Linked DNA regions of Mus musculus: all the other regions are linked to region 2. A link is a loop called in an ENCODE intact Hi-C map of the cell type or tissue named here. Cell type or tissue: left cerebral cortex. All regions are shown on one strand. Each heading gives the region's core, and the rest is flanking DNA. Links, peaks and the distances in the headings are about the cores only. Region 1 has its middle 20 kb from the start of A230028O05Rik. Region 2 overlaps Lpp (LIM domain containing preferred translocation partner in lipoma). Region 3 has its middle 32 kb from the start of Tprg.

What was found. Peaks named below come from ENCODE experiments on the same cell type or tissue, not always from the same donor. Only the 100,000 strongest peaks of a DNase experiment are listed, where the experiment ranks them.
Region 1: a loop joins it to region 2, with 4 times the contacts of the local background. A loop is called at or near these places in 5 of 42 quality-filtered maps.
Region 3: it touches region 2 in a loop (8-fold over the local background); 4 of 42 quality-filtered maps call a loop at or near these places.

The regions. Positions count from the first base shown.
Region 1 is chr16:25,037,147-25,042,541 of GRCm38, forward strand. No RefSeq gene overlaps it. Among named protein-coding and RNA genes, the nearest start is that of A230028O05Rik, 20 kb to the right of the region's middle. In left cerebral cortex, for the core only: no CTCF peak of the experiment used is centred there; DNase peaks (open chromatin) are centred at 2,963 and 5,017.
Region 2 is chr16:24,958,595-24,963,989 of GRCm38, forward strand. All of the region lies in intron 10 of Lpp (LIM domain containing preferred translocation partner in lipoma), which reads left to right. Among named protein-coding and RNA genes, the nearest start is that of Gm52245, 20 kb to the left of the region's middle. In left cerebral cortex, for the core only: no CTCF peak of the experiment used is centred there; DNase peaks (open chromatin) are centred at 355 and 2,481.
Region 3 is chr16:25,252,507-25,257,901 of GRCm38, forward strand. No RefSeq gene overlaps it. Among named protein-coding and RNA genes, the nearest start is that of Tprg, 32 kb to the right of the region's middle. In left cerebral cortex, for the core only: no CTCF peak of the experiment used is centred there; DNase peaks (open chromatin) are centred at 2,929 and 3,323.

The sequences.
Region 1 (5,395 bases), core at 265-5,264, 78 kb after region 2:
TGGAAGCAAATGTGATAATAATCAATAAGGGATGTTGCAGACTAAAAGCTATTTTTATGTTCTGCCCTTAAAGTAATAATAGTTATTTTAATATAATATTTACATGAATAATTATTGCTGTTTTTCTTATTGTCTCCTCACTATTATTAACATGGGAAGTTGCTATTTGCTTCCAAGAACCAGACAGCTGTCATTTATCAAGCAATTTACTTGCTGCATGGTAAAAACCAGGATGATCTCATAAAAAGTACATCTCTTCCATCAGGACCACAATAGCAGATTTTTATCCAATGTGAAAGTGTCTATTGGGACACAAAAGGGATGACCTAGTTCTGAGCTTTCCTCGGGTATGGTCTTATCACTCTCAGACAGAGGAGGAGCTGCCTCTGCCCAGCTGGTGACTGGGCCTACCAGGATCAGCTGTCAGATCTCCTGGTATCCCATCTGTAGCCCCTTTTTGATTTCATTGTCTGTCATACATAATTATGTGTCCCTCCTTTTTTGTTTGTTTTGTTTTGTTTCGTTCTGTTGACACAGGGTTTCTCTGTGTAGTCCTGTGCCGCAGACCTTCTGGGTCCCTGTGTCTGCGTGAAACGGGGTCTCTCGATGCAGGTGGGCAAAGCGTGGATGAATGACAGACAGACACACACACAGGAGAGTTCGTGTGGAATCTGAGTGTAATTTTACAACTCGAGCATCAGGCTTTTTATGCAGAGGACAATAAGGAAGTTGGGTGACATATTAGCAAGGTACAATTGAGGTAACTGGAATCTTACATAAAACAGAGGAATGTAAACACAAAAGGTCTAACGGGAACCACCCAGGATAGAATACATTGATAACAGCTGGGATCAACAAGGGCTCCACCTAAAATTCACTAATCTTAGAAGCCAGGGTCAAGGGCTTCGCGTCCTTGCCACAGTTCCTATTTTAGTCTCTTGTATAGTCCACCTTCCCCTTAGGCCATTGTAAATACGTGTGTATGGGTGTAACTCTGCTATAGTATCTATTCTAGTTTCTCCTTTGGTCTGAAACTTCCTTCTTTTTAAGTGATGGTAAATTCCTATGTAAGGGAGTGACTTAGCTTTTACAATCTTGCTGAATTCTAAACCCTTGATCTTGGTCAAGGATGCCCTTGGACTGTTGCAACACTGGTGGAAGGCTTAAGCCATGTCAGAATTCAATTTTAAAAAGCACTTATAATAGGAAAATATTGAAAGAGAGCACGTGGATCTATACACTAGACTAACGCGGGAATGGAACGCGGGAATGAAAAAATTACTGTATGGGTAGGGAACGCTAGACTCCAGGAGGAGAGCTTCCTTGAAACTCTTTTGCCTCATGAGTGACTTTTAAGCCTTTTGGCTTGTCCAGTTGACTCGACCGGAGAGCGTAGCAGTCCTGGTTGTCCTGTAGACAAGGTTGGCCTCGAACTCAGAGCTCTGCCTCCCTCTGCCTCCCAAGTGCTGGGATTAAAGGTGTGTACACCACCACCGCCCAGCTCTGTGCTTTTGACTTGGATGGTCTAAACAAACAGACCTTCTCAGACTCTAAGGAAGTAGATTCTGACTTTCAGAAGGACAACGACTTCCTTCTTTTGTTGTTAGTTCCTCAAAGTACTTTTGCTCCGACTTAATTACAAGTCCCAGGTGGACCTCCTTAATGGCTTCCATCTCCCTTGTTGATGAAGTACAATCAACAGAGATCCAGGGTTATTTGTAAATGCTGCAGCTTAGCAACAGGGGTTCTCTGTTATTCATGATTAGAAAATAGTTCAAAAGCTGGCCTGAACCTGTAGTTCTTTTTCCGGAATGAACAGGTACAGCAGCACTCACTGGCCAATTAATCTTGGGATAGGCAATGGGTATGGAGATGTGGATCTCAGCTCCATTGCATACTGCCGGAGGGACAGTTTCTCTTTTCTCTGTAAAATGGGCATATACAGATTTCTTTGCAGGGAATGTCATATTTATATACTAGTAACTAGAAAGTGCTATATACCAAGATTAGGTCATATTGAAAGATTCTACTGGAGGATTTTAGGGCTTGAAACAAGAAGGGTTATCTATTCACTTTTTGATATTGGCTGCCCCTACCAATGGCAGAGACAGGGATGGGTGGCAGCAGGAATTGTGGGAACAGTTGGGGCAAGTTATGCATTTGAAGTTAAAAGAGCTTACTCTAGTCAGACTGTCACTCAGTATTCCATGTATATATATATATATGGTATATATATATGGCATATATATATAGTATACAGTATTATATAATATTTAAATATGTTACTCAGTATTATAGCCACCCAAACACTCCCCTTTCCAGGCCTTTCCCAGCCTCTATTTGATGAGTTGATAAAGCCTCTGCTGCTAAAAGCAAGACTAACCAAATAAGTTTTAAAGCATGCCAGAACCATTAGAGTAGATGACTTTTAACATCCCCTCTGTTAAATGATAAAATAAGTTTCATTTAAAATGCTGAAGAAATTAACAGTTGCTAAGGAAAATGACATGTGAAGGTCAAGCCCTTGTCACTGAGTGGGGAAGGGATAGTGATAGTAGGAAACTAAGTTGGTCAACTCATGATCTAGAAGGGCCGTAGCAAGTGTCACACCCAGTGTGTTGAAGGACAGATGGAAACCTGGCTGTGAGCTCTGCATCTAACCTATGGCAAGACTGGGCCTTAATTTCCTCCTCACCAAACTGAAGGATGTCTGTACTTGATGTTTTTTGAAGCAGTTTCCACTTCAAAGCCGAGGAAGCTAACTTTGAGTGTAACTCCTAACAAGCCCTGGGCAAGAGGAATCAGGCCGGCCTCCCTGTGCGCTGAGAAGCGCCTGGTTGAAGCAGATGGAGTGTGTCTATCATGGCGGCTGCATAACCAGTCTGGTCACTTCAGATGTCTCTCCAATTAACACTCATGGAGGCGGCCAACTGCTCAAGCAGCAGAATGTGATGGTGGAGAAGACGGTGGGAATGCCTGGGCCCGATGCCACACCTATTATCTAAGCCTCCTGCCTGAGATGGGGGAGGAGTGGGAGGGGCCAGCCAGACTTCACAGAATGTGGGAGGTGGGAGGAGGGGCGGGCAAAAATGGGAGGTGAGATGCCTGCTCAGATTTCTTTAGCTGCGGAGTCCTAGAAAGTTAGAGATGGGAGCGCTCATTCAGTAACAGCCCTTACTACACACTTTTCATTTCCTCTTCTTCATTGCCATTATGCACAGGGTGCTGTCACCTCTTGCTCCTTGCTCCCTGAAGGATCTCCCTGCCTTCTCTTTTATTTTATCTTCCTTCTCAAAATCAGGTCGTACAAGACAGCCAGAATAAGATTTCTAAAATACGAACGTGGTCCCTTGGAGTAGTTCCTCCTCATTGTTTTTGAGAGGAAAAAATGTAAGCCCTAAAGCCCAACATGTTTCAACCTAAGAGTCGTGATCCTTTTGGAGGTCGAATGGTACCTAAATAGGGGTAGCCTAAGACCATAAGAAAATACACATATTTACATTACGATTCATAACAGTAGTACAATTACAGTTATGAAGTAGCAACAAAAATAACTTCATGATTGGGGATCACCACCCATAAGGGAGGACTGTATTAAAGAGTCACAGGATTAGGACGGTTGAGAATCGATAGTCTAGACGAACATACATGTTCCTAGGGAACACCACTTTGTGCCCCTTCTCTCAGCCCACATTTTGTAGTCATTGGGGGGACTCTTTCTGAAAATTCCCCAATTCCCTGCCTTCCATATTTCTTCTTCTGTGTTCCTTTTCTTCCTTGTCCAAGAAGTTCATGGCTTTTAAATCCTAATTTAGGTAAAAGCTCTCTTAGGAGCCCCTCTAGACCTGCACTTACCGGCCTCTGCTCCAAGACCTGCGGTGTAACCGCTACCAGAGCTTTCACCTTCTGAGTTGGTCCTTACAAGCCTCACCTTCGACACACTGGGATTTCGGGGGATGAGGGATTGTTCTGCTGCCGGAAGCAAGACTGATTTCGACAACAGATGTTTTAGCGATCTCCGGAATCATTTTCCGCCGAGGTATTCCACATTGCCTTCAGCTGAGACTTGGTCAAGGAAAGCTATGCATACAAACTACCTGAATGGAGGAGCCTTGTCTTTAAGCAGGCCTAGAAGGAGGAAGCGACTCGCTGGTGACCACAGAGAGGGAAGACCAGGGACTTGCACCCTTGACTCCCACACCAGCACCCCACACAGGTTTAGTAGTTTCAGCCAACTCTTTCCTGTCAGAAAGACGCACTCTATCGACAGGGGAATTGTGCAAGGGCAAAAGAAATCAGTTTCTCTGGTGTGCCAACTTCCCAAGCTTGTGAAATTCCTGGATTTGTGGATTGGGGAACTGAGAGACATGCCATGTGGAGTCGGCAATGGGCAAGTAGGCCTATCTGAGATGTACTGAGACTGGCAGCAGAAGGGCTTATTTAGGGAACAAAAATAAAATTATATATGATACTCTACCTCAGGTGGGTATGTTAGCTATGTGGGGTTTTTTGTATTATTATTGTTGTGTTTTAATTTTTTTTTTTTTTTTTTTTTTTTTTTTGGCCAGACGGTGGCCAACAGACTTCCAGAATATTCCTTGTTCAAGCACGTAGGAAATCCCTGCCTGTGTTGGTCTTGGGGAGGGAAGTTTGGCTATGAGCAATTTTTCCTGAAAAATCAAAACAGCTCTTCCAAGTGGGCCCTGCTTCCAGGGGCAGTGTGAAGCTGGGCATGCTTCCCTGTGCCTGAGTGTGAGCATGAAGGTATCCGGAGGAGGGAAGGGTGTCTGAAGGTCAGGCTGCTGGGAATCCAAACCTCCAAGCCTGATTTACAGCCCTGGGCCTCAGGTCTCCTCCCACTCAGCCCACAAAATCCCCCAATTTTCTTCTCTGTGAGCCAGCACTCTTCAGAGCTGGGAAATGAGATCTAAGCAGTGGCTTTTTTCTGGGCTTACGTACGCTATGGATTCTTCCCTGAGATGGTGGCAGAGAGGAAGGGAAGTGGTTCTTGAAAGTGTGGGCAGAACACTGGGGTGAGTCAGAAAACAGCAGCCAGCCTGCAACAGGCTGGAGACCATCCAGCCTCACGCTCTCCTTGGCTCCCTTTCTTTTTGATTTCCTCTCTTATTGTGACTTTCAAATAAAATCTTATAGGGAAACCCAACATACTAAACTTAACAACAGAACTGCTCCAAGCTACAGAGGATCAAGGATCAAGTTCTGCTTCTTTGTTCTTTCCCCGAGCATCTGCCAGGATGGAGCCTGTGTGTTCCCTGCCTGGATCTCTTGGCTTCATGGAACACAGCTGCATAGCTCTGCTGTGATCCAACACCAACATGTAAGACATGGGATGATTGATGCTCAGGAAGGTGGTGAGTCTCACTTAAAGTCACAC
Region 2 (5,395 bases), core at 318-5,317:
TTATCTAAGGGGATGATGGGATAGCACAGTAGAGGAAGCAAAATTATGTATTTTCTGATGAAAATTAAGGGTACTTAGTAGGAGATCCTATGGGAAACATCTTTCAACATGTTTGCAAAAAAACCCCTAAGAGAAGAAATTTGATTATAAGATTAGTAATCAAAATAACAATATATCACATGACAGAAACCTAAATGCCATTTGTGACTGCACTACTTAGGCAGGGGTATGCAGGACACACACTAGCTCTAGAGCCTACAGTTCTGTGTTCTATTCTGGGCGCCATGTGTTGAAGGGATCCAAGATAAACTGGAACTTGTGCTGAGAATAGTGGTTGGGGGGATAAGAGACAGAAATAGCCCATAAGAAAGGGTGGAAAGATTCCAGGTAGTTATCCCAAGAGAAGGCTCAAAAAAGACAATATTTTCAGTACTCTTTAGGGTTGTTGCATAGAAAAGCAACAGACTTGCTTATAGAGGACAGAAGGAAGATTAAATATAATCTTCTAACAATTAAGTGGGCCAGTAGAATGGATACCTTCCAAAAGAGTCTACTGTCCCTAGAAATGATAATTTCAGGCTAGATAAGCCCTCACCAACTAGGGGTGCTATGCAGGAAATGTACTCACCAAACCGACTGGCACAGATAAAGACCAAGATCTCACTTACTCTAATACACTGCCCTAGTCCTCTGTGAAACTTTTAACTGCTATAAATTCTTGGTTATGCAGCTAAAGAAATATATTGCTTTTGTTAATTGAAAAAAAATTCAAGAAAGTTCTCTTCTCTTTTTTTCCCACTAATTTATTTATCCATTTTCCTATTAATGAAAGTTGTTGTCTTCGCATTCAAAGATGTTAAGAATAGCAGTAGGTTGCCGGGCAGTGGTGGCACACTCCTTTAATCACAGCACTTGGGAAGCAGAGGCAGGTGGATTTCTCAGTTTGAGGCCAGTCTGGTCTACAGTGTGAGTTTCAGAACAGCCAGGACTAAACAGAGAAACCCTGTCTCGAAAACAAAACAAAACAAAACAAACAAACAAACAAAGAATAGCAGTAGGTGCTCTGGAAGAGAATGAATCACCATGCATGATCCTGCACCCGGATGCTCATGTTGTTTCCTGGAATAAATAATGACTTGCAAGACTTGAAAACCCCATCACCCACTCTATGGAGAAGGAAAGTCTGATATGTATTCTTACCTTCTGGTTTGTCAGTATTTTCACTCAGCATACCCTGTCATTTTGAATAAAACTCTCTTTTGGAATTTACAGTCCATTGATCATGAGACTTCCATGTGTATTTTTCATTCATTATTACATTCAGCCATTCATTTGGGTATTTACCAAACAATTTCTACTGTGTTTTGTGAAACATATCTAGTGCCACCAACATAAAATAAGTTTAAATGTCTAACTTTGAACAGCTTTTACATATATGGAAGCTATGCTGTCTTAATATGACAGCCACCATAACTGCTTGATAAAAAAAAAAATTTTTGGTCACAAAGCAATCTTTTTCCCTCCTATATCCAGTTGGTCAGGGGTCTGGTAGTCTCTCAGCCAGGAAGCTCTAGGTCATAGACAGTGCTGAGTGTTCTGAACTGAGGCCTCTCAGAGGCCTGGACTACTGATCAGCTACCTTGGAACAAGTAGGGCTTCTCATTGATGTGCCCCAACTAAAGGTGGACTCTTCAATGTAATAACACTGATGTAGAACCATCCTGTGGCAATTCAAGAGAAAAGCATTTTGTGTGTGCTGCAGAGAGTCATCCAGAGCCACAAGACTCCATTGACTAGGTCTGTCTCAGTAGCCCAGCTCTTCAGCACGTGTCACAAAGGATGATGGAGTACATTTTGCTGTATCCCTCTTTGTAGATTTCATGTAAAGAGGTAACACTCTATGCAGGTCACTGCCTTAAAGAATACAGGACCGCTGTGTGAAAGGGCAGAAGAATGGAGAAAACAGTAACAGAGGTAACAGCTGTACGCCCTTGACCTTTGGAAAGGAAAATCTCAGAGCAGAGGTCCCAATTAATGAAGAGCAAGAACACAGAGAAGTTTGGGTTGGTTTCTGAGCGAAGACTGGAGAATGGGATACCTGTCTGCAAAGGGAAGGTCCCATAGGGATCCAGAAGGACCAAACTGTCCACTTAGAGCTGGCCTTCGAAAGCCTTCCCTCGTGTCAGAGCACAGACACTCAGAATGATCTCTTGAGCAATCTCCTCTATACTTTCTTTCCTTTGATAGTAAACACACCGTCTCTGTTAAAATCTGCTTCCCAGCTAAAACTGAACACAGACTCCAAACCACCAAATCACTTTGGACTTTTCTTTTCTTACACCCCACCAACAACTGGGATGGCATGCATTTGAACAAACCAAAAGTGATTTCGCTCTTCTAGTTTTCAGAGCTTTTTGGCTAAATGCAGAGTGAGAAATTCATACCTTTTTCAAACAGTGTGGGTTCTTTTTCCCAGTTCCTCTCATCCATCTGGTTCTCTGGAGGTCTTGGAATCCAGGAAAGTGTTAGTTCACTGTGCTGAAATCCAAAAAAGACTGCTAAACTGTGAAAGAAAATTTGCATTCCAGAGACACCAAAGGAGTTAGTCCACAACTCTGTGCAGCAAGGAGCAAACATCTGTATGTTCTGCCTCCTTTGTCTTTGAGGCAGTTGGAAAACCCTGTAGCATGGAAGAAACCCTGCATTCACTGAGCCTTTCCTACCTAGCTCATCTAAATGTAGTGCAGAGTACAGAAAGAAGAACCAAAACGTGTTAGTATTTTATTTCTAGTGTCAAAAATTATTACAGGCGAGATACCGTTTAGGAGAACAGCAAATCGCTCTGCAGCCTGTTGAGATTCCATTCCCGTGAATGGGTTCCTCAGCCGGGTGTGTGGCTCTCCCATCAGCGGGCCTGTACTCAATAGGAAACCACAATCACAGCCCTGACACTGGCATGTCACCGTGACCTTTCTAAGCCCAAGTGCTGCCTTTTTGTCTTCCATTGGCAGAAGTGTAATTAGAAGGACTTGTTTTCAACAGAAGCCAAGTGATTGCCAAATGTGCTCAAATGATCTCTAGAGGATCAGAGGTAGCTCACCGCCCTCTGGCTGTTCCCACTGCCACTCCCAAGAGTTAGAGGCTTAACTCTAACTCTTTTGAAAGAGATCAAGTTTGGTTCAAAGAAGCTTCTCTGTCACATGCATATGAACAAGGAGAAATCTTCCATGACCCTGGTGGTTGGCTCAGACCTCTCATGGCTGTAGTGTAGGAAATAATTGCAATCTACACATCAGGAAGAAAATAAGCACCACGCAGTCCTGGGTTTCAGAAAACAGGCACGTGAGCAGAATGGTACTAAGAACATTTCTAGTCTCTGCTCGCATATCATGATTCTAATGGATGATTCAGGGTGGTTTAATTCTGATCTGCAATGTGCACACAGGTGGTCATTACTGTGTATACACATAGCTGGAAAGAGCTTTGCTTAAACTCACATTTTAGAATGTTCCCCTAGATGGGTCAATTACCATTGATAATCAGATGGCGTTAAGCAAAAGGGTGTTGCCCTACTGACTGTGTGTATGAATAATTTCAGATCATTTATGCTCTTAGGGGAGGTTTTAACATTTTTTTGAGAGATACCCTCTTGCTGAGATGAAAACAATTAATCCTAAGACTAAAACACACCTAAGATGTTACTTTATTTAATGCAGTTCATTTTCTTCTCCATACAACAAATACTTTTTGCAGGCCTGTTATGATTGCATGCTGTTATAGAGGCTGATAACGTATTAGTCTTCAATGCCTAGAAACAAATAATGATACAGGCTGCCACTGGCAAGAATGATGAGAGGTGGGCCTTAGACAGCATGACATGAGAATCAGTGTCTGAGGTCCAGGCCAGACCCTCCTTTTCCATCACTGTGTATTCATTTTCTGCTCTCAAAGGCAGAGGTGCAGCACAGAAGCAATGAACAGTGGCTTTTCACTTGTGTTCATCTGGTCTTCTTGAACCATTTGCCACCACAAGTTTGGCACTTCGGAAGGCACCCAGTGATTGGATTGGGGCTAGGGAACACAGACGAAAGGATGTCATTAGGGTCCTGGATGTGACATCTTCATCAATGAGAGTAATACTGGGAAAAAACATCTTCCTAGTGACAGCATCCTGCTAAATAATGTGAAAAGGGACAAGAAGCCCCAAATTATATATTTGTGAGGTGTTCTGGGACGGCAGGATGCTAATGATGAGCCAAGGCATTTTGTGGGATGGCCACTACAGGGAGCTAGAAGAAACTTACTGATTAGCAGTAAGTGTGAACTAGAGAAAATCTTGTTTGCCTTTGGTGTAGAAGTCATAGATTCAAATCCTGATCACCTTAAGATGTGTAGCATAGAAATTCTCCATTCTGCCTCCCCTGCTGACTGCTCTGGAGATATCTGAGGTCTTGTGCATGCACAGTTAATGCCCATGTCTGGTGCTAGATTTTCTTTGGTGGAGATAAAGGCCTGGAGATTACTTTTTTTAATGAAGAAAAGTTATATAAGATCAACATTAAAGCTAGCATTACATACCAGAACTAAATCCTTCCTCCCACATATGGGATCTCAATTAACTATTAAAAATATATGGAGACACTTCCAATCTTAGCAGGTGAGGACACCAAATGTCACTTAATTCTTAGACTTTGAAACCCAGCCTCCTGAAGTCAGCAGCAGTTCTTTGACTGTATGTCAGGCTTGCTGCGGTTCTCACGTGAATAAGCCCTAACAAGACTATGCCTTGAAGATGTTGTAAAGACAGCTCTCTGATTGGACTTGGCTCGGAAGGAAAGGAATTCTATTCTTTCTTCCCCTCTCACGATAGTCTCACTGGAGTTCTGTGATCTTTTAATTTGCCCCTGGCATGAAGGTAGCTTTACCTCCCTCCATTTCTCAGGGATTCTGACACATCCAAGAAAAGGATTTTGGAAGACCTACCATTCAACATGGTTACAGGCTTTAAAATGACAAACCACTTCTCTGAGCCTTAAGGAGTAGCTATACTAATGTTCGTTTTTAATCAAAAGGTTGGTTTGTTTGTTTGGATACGGTCTCTTGTTGACCTGGAATTTGACCAGTAAGCTGGACTTGATGGCCAGTGAGCCACATGGATCTACCTCTCAGCACTAGGTTAGAACATGTGCCACTACACCTGGCTTTGGGAATTTGCATTTTTCATTTTTTTGTGTATGGGTTTGGGGCAATATGTATGTTTGTGTACCACATGGGAGCAGTTTCTCCAAAGAGGATGTTGAATTATCAGAACTGGGGTTGCATAAGGGTGTGAGCTGCCATGTGTGTTCTGGATTTGAACCTGGGTCTTCTGGAAGAGCAGGCAGTGCTGTTAATG
Region 3 (5,395 bases), core at 90-5,089, 290 kb after region 2:
CGTTCTACACAGTGTGCCCAGCCCCCTTTAATCTTTGCTGCTACTGCCTTGGAAACATGGGAAAAGGGAAGCCAAAGAGAGATGACAACATATTTACAGATATAGTTCAGGAGTCTCCTGGGAGAGGGCTTTTGGGAAAGAGGAACTCCTAAGGAGAGGTTCCCTACTGATCAACGTCCTACATTACCAAGTAGCTGTCTGTGTGAGGCATTGCATTGAGTCCTGTTGGGACGGATGGGCCCTCTAGGAGTTTCTAGAAGACTATTAGACTTGCTCGAATCCTTTCCATTGAGTGTTTTGGGGATGGACAACAACAAATGCATTTAGGAAAGAGAACTTGTCAGAATGTGAAGGCAAAGAAGCAGCTAGATGAGGAAATGGCAGGAACCAGAGGGAGAAGCGCCACGGTGAAGCAGGACGTGGGTACACCTTCCCTTCTCCTTTCTTGTTGTCTGTTGGATTTTTTTCTTGCCAGAGGCCACTGTTCTCAGTCCTTCGGTGATTGGAAAGCTGTGTCAGGAAAGTGACTAGCTCTGAGTGTCATGCGTAGTGAGGTTTGCACATACCATACCACTTTTCCTTAAACCACCATCTTTGAGGTCAGGATTTGATTAGTACATTGTCAATTGGATGGGTCACTTTTGACAAATTCTGCCTCGAGTCATTTTGCAGACCTGGTGAAACTATAAATAAATAAATAGGGAACCTCTTAGGAAATCAATAGTCACTCTTTGGAGCAACATTCCTTTTCAAGTCTACATTCCAAAGGAGAGATTCCTTTGCAGGAAAAAAAAATCTTATTTGTTTTAACAAGCAAGTACAAGATTCCTCTCTTATGCTTTATGCCTTTCTACTAAGGAACATTCCAGGCCTTTCTTCCTTTTACCTCTAATAAGATAGCACACTGCCTCTCTTACAGGCCTCATTTGCATTACAGCACTGGACCACACAACTGATGTACACTTGAAATACACTTGGGAAAGTGTCTTCCAACATCTTAAAATAGCCAAGTAACTCTTCAGTTTGGGGACAGTCCATGAATTCCCCATCTGTGCCATAATAACACTTCCCTGAATACTCTACTGCAGAATTTATGGAGCGTTTTTGTTTGTTTGTTTGTTTATTACCTTATTTGATTTCTAAAACAGTATTCGGTAACTCAGCCATCTTTGACGAGGGCCTAACACATATCAGGTACTGGGGTAGGGACACAGATGAAATTCTGAACAAAGTGGTTTAAGCCAGCAATATTCCAGGACTGATTTTCCTATCTTCATTTATACCTATTTCAGAGACAGACTGACTAATAATGATTGTTTCATTATATTCAAAGAGCCAGAACTCAAACTCAGGCTTCCCTTTCCTAACAGAGACTCTCTTTGCATGGCTGTCAGCATTGAAGCCACCGTGGAAAACTCTGAGAATCTCCTCTGAGTTCACTGATCAAATGACCCAATGCCAATTCAAATGTCAATGGAGTAGACTGAGAAGTATGCAAAAATCCGGCAAATGACAGCAAAAGCCATCTTGAGAAGCTTTACAAATGTTTGTGTGTGTGTGTGGGGGGGGGGCGGTGTAAGGAAAGGCCCAAACCGAAATGGTGAACAACAGCAGCAGCCATGTGACAGTAGACCCCAGAAAGGTGTTTTAAGCTGTACAAAGCACTGCTTGACATAAGCATCCAGGTTCAGCTGAGAACAGAACTCCTTGTTGATTGGCTGTGCTGGACTAGTCCCGGTGTGGACTAGCTTTGGCCTCAACTCAAACAAATGGTCAGTAGGGTTCTCACAAGGTGGTAGGACAGGCATGGCATGGGCAGAGATGCTGGCCTGAGTAAGGGTATCCTCTTTTATGCCTACCACACCGTGTGCTATTGCTTCTGGTATCAGAGCCCTGTGTGAACCTGAAGGCACTTGGATGTTAAGGTGAGGCAGCTACTCTAATAGCTAGTCAACTGACTTTGGAGGTTAGGAAAGTGGACTTTTGTTCCTCATTCTCTTCTCAGCCCAATTCGTGGGGGATGAGCTAAACCTTCAGGAAGTCACTTGAAGCCTGGGGGTCCTTCATTGTTGGCTTTGCTCCCCCATCTCTTTCCTTCTATGTCGTACTCAAGGTGAGGTCTAGAGGTTTTCTATCTTATCTCTTGTCTTCTTTCTTGGTTACAACCTAGTCATGGCCATACTTAATTACAAGCCGTCCTGGGAAGACATACACTGTTTAACAAACTATCTCTGTCATGGCCTGCAATATGCAGAATCAGGAGATGGAGAGAATGGAGACATTATACACATGTGGCAGGACACGACAGGATTTGCTCAGAAGCTATCAGAAGCCCCCCTGAGCAGGTGAGGCACAGAGCCAACAAGTCCGCGAGGCATCTAGAGGAGCGGTACTTTCTGATCAAATGCTTGGAAAGGGAATTATAGTGACTAATTATAATTAAAAGATGTACTTAGATTTAAATAAAAATTGATTCCAGCCACGAGAAAATGGACAAGAGAGCATCCCAGCTCTGCTCTTAAAATCATAGCAAATAGAAGCTTAGCCAGCCAGACAACTTCCAGTTTCAGTGAGTACCATGTGGTTTACTTACGCTGACAACCAAAGCCCTGAGCAGACCCTCACAATAACCCCAGGACAACAACATGGCAGAAAATTATCACTCCCGTTTTAGAAGTGGAAAAACCTATGAGGATAGAGGTTACTCAGGGCTACGCAGCAAATGAGACGAATTTGCAGCTCAAACCCACACTGTGTCTTTCCACAATTACACAGATTCTCCCCAGCACAGAGATGTTGACCACACTTCAGGAAGTTGACTCAGTTCCAGCTCTGGACAAGAGGCCAGAATCCAGCGACATTTCCCTTAATCACTGCCCTTCTGCCTCCCTGACTGTTAGAATCAGTGGCGCTCCTCCGCGTTCAGAGAGCATGTACGCATTAGCTGTCATGCAATGTGTGCAGCATCTGACAGCCCTAATATCACTGTTTGTATTATCAGACAATTACCAGCCACGCTCGTATTCATAATTTGACTAACAACTCGCGACAATGATTATTTTTTCCTTTTCTGGCAAAACAAATATAGAAGCATTTTCTTTTGAGCATCAGCGCTGATGCTTTTTGGCATTCTATCAGCTAAAGGATTTTTTTTTTTTTTCAAAAAAAAAAATGTTAGTCGTACTCCCCCACATCTCGCTAACTTTACAGTCCCCCATGGCATCTGTGTGCAGTGAACTGAGCTGTTGAGACTAAATGTAATTTGCAATCAAGCTTCTGTTAACATGGAAATGTACCGGCTGGCCTGCTGCAATATGGGTTCTCATTCTGTCTAGCATATGGTTGCATTAAATCCAGTCTCCAGAATGTCTCTTGTTACCACATTGTCAATCCGTGCAAAGCAGAGAACCCTAAAAAACCACTAAAGGAACATATTTTTGGAATTGGCGCTTCTATGGATCTTGACAAGAGCTGTCCAAAGACATACTTGGTTACTTGAAGTGAACCAGCCCTGTCAGATCCATGAACACATACATACTGACACACCGCAAACTTGAAACTTGGTTGGATGGGCTGTAGTCACAAGCATAGGGATTCCACTGGAGGACAAAGGGGAGGTGATGAACTCAGCTCCATTAATTACTATGTAATCCTTTTCTTACTATTTCAATATTCTAGGAATCTCAGAGTAGTTAGAGTTGGACGGGGCCTGAGCAGTCTTTGTGGCTAGTAGCATAGGCTCTAGATTAGATAGGCCTATGTTTGAACCTTACATCTCATCGCTCATAGTTTAGTGATTTTGGACACTTGAAAGTTTTTGTGCCTGAGTTCCATCACTTATGAAATGGAGGGGAAGCTGGACTCTCATCACAGCTGAGAGTATTTTGGACTATTAATGACTCAAGCACTGTGCTTACCTCTATAAGTGATGACCATTTGAGCAAAGTCTTCCTCGACATCTCCACTCTGAGATCAGGTGCCTCTGTATTTCTCACAGTATCTCTTTCTGTTTGCTCACATTTTCTTTCTTGTTTTGCTACCCTCTGGTGTCCAGGATCTCTGGCCATTCTAAGGTGATCTGCTCATAACTAAAACGTTTGTGTTTGACTTGGCAGGACCTGTAGGTTTAATCTGCTGCTCTCTTCCAGGGACTTGCTTGCCCTGTGGTCTTTTATGAGACAATGTTGATCCCCACAGCAGGCTGACGTGTACTTGATGATGTCTGGGCTGCACTTGACACTGCAGCCCAGGCTGAGCATGGTGTCATGATGCTGTGATACAGCCTCGTCCTATGGGGTAAGGAGTAGATTCGCCTGCTTTCTTCAGCACAGCCGCAGAGGACCGATGTGCACACAAGTTCACCATGCTGTGTACATAAATGAACCACTCCTTGGAACAGTCACAAAAAGCAGTTCTGAATGTATCATTTTATACTTTAAATGGTGGGGCAGTCCCCATGACAAGGGGTCCCTGTGGAGTGTTGTGGAGGGAAAAATATAGAAGAGCAATTCCCATAGTTGTCCATATAGTGTGTGTGTGTGTGTGTGTATATATATATATATATATATATATATATATATATATATATATATATATATATATATATAATTGTTGACTCTCCAAGAAGAAAACCAAAAGGTTTATGAGGCAGCAAAATGCTGACACGTAATACCCCAGTGTTTGAGGAGTAGTTCTGGAGGCCAGGTGAAGCTGGATAAAGTGCTCTAGTTCTAAGTTAGTTCATCTATTGAAAAATGATATATCCATCAACGATATATCCAGCGAGTTGTTCCACAACAGAGAATCTGGCAGATGTATTCAAGTCAATAAGGTACCAGGTGATCTGATATAGAAAGCAGTGAAGACCAGGAAGCTGAGACAGTGCTCTCACCCTAACTTGAATGGGCAGAAGTGGGGAGAGTACCTTGGCCAGATTTTAAGTGACTTTGCAAAACCTGTTAAGGGATTGATATATCTGGAGATCTCAAACCAATGAATAATATGCTAATTTAGCAAGAGGCTGAATTGTCTCTAAATTTTATTCTTTTCCTAAACTATTTCTCTAAGTGTGCTGTGCCCAGTGCTCCATCTTCAATTATTGCTAAATAATCAGATTCCATCTATTAAAGTTCATTTCCTCGTCCACACTGTTCCCAGCTCTGACATGGTATCTGGGGTGGTTTTCATGACATCCTCTGGACCTTGATGGAGTGTGCTGATTCTGTGGTACTTGAGATCAGCAGCTTCAGGAGGTTCAGATCTCAGTCCCACAAGGTGCAAGGGATGGAGTTGCTCTGAGGAAAGTCTCACCCGAAGGTGTGACAGGGTGAGTCAGCCCACGATGAACATGGGCTTCGGCTTCTGGTGGCATGCTCTCATGGAGATCACAGAAGTC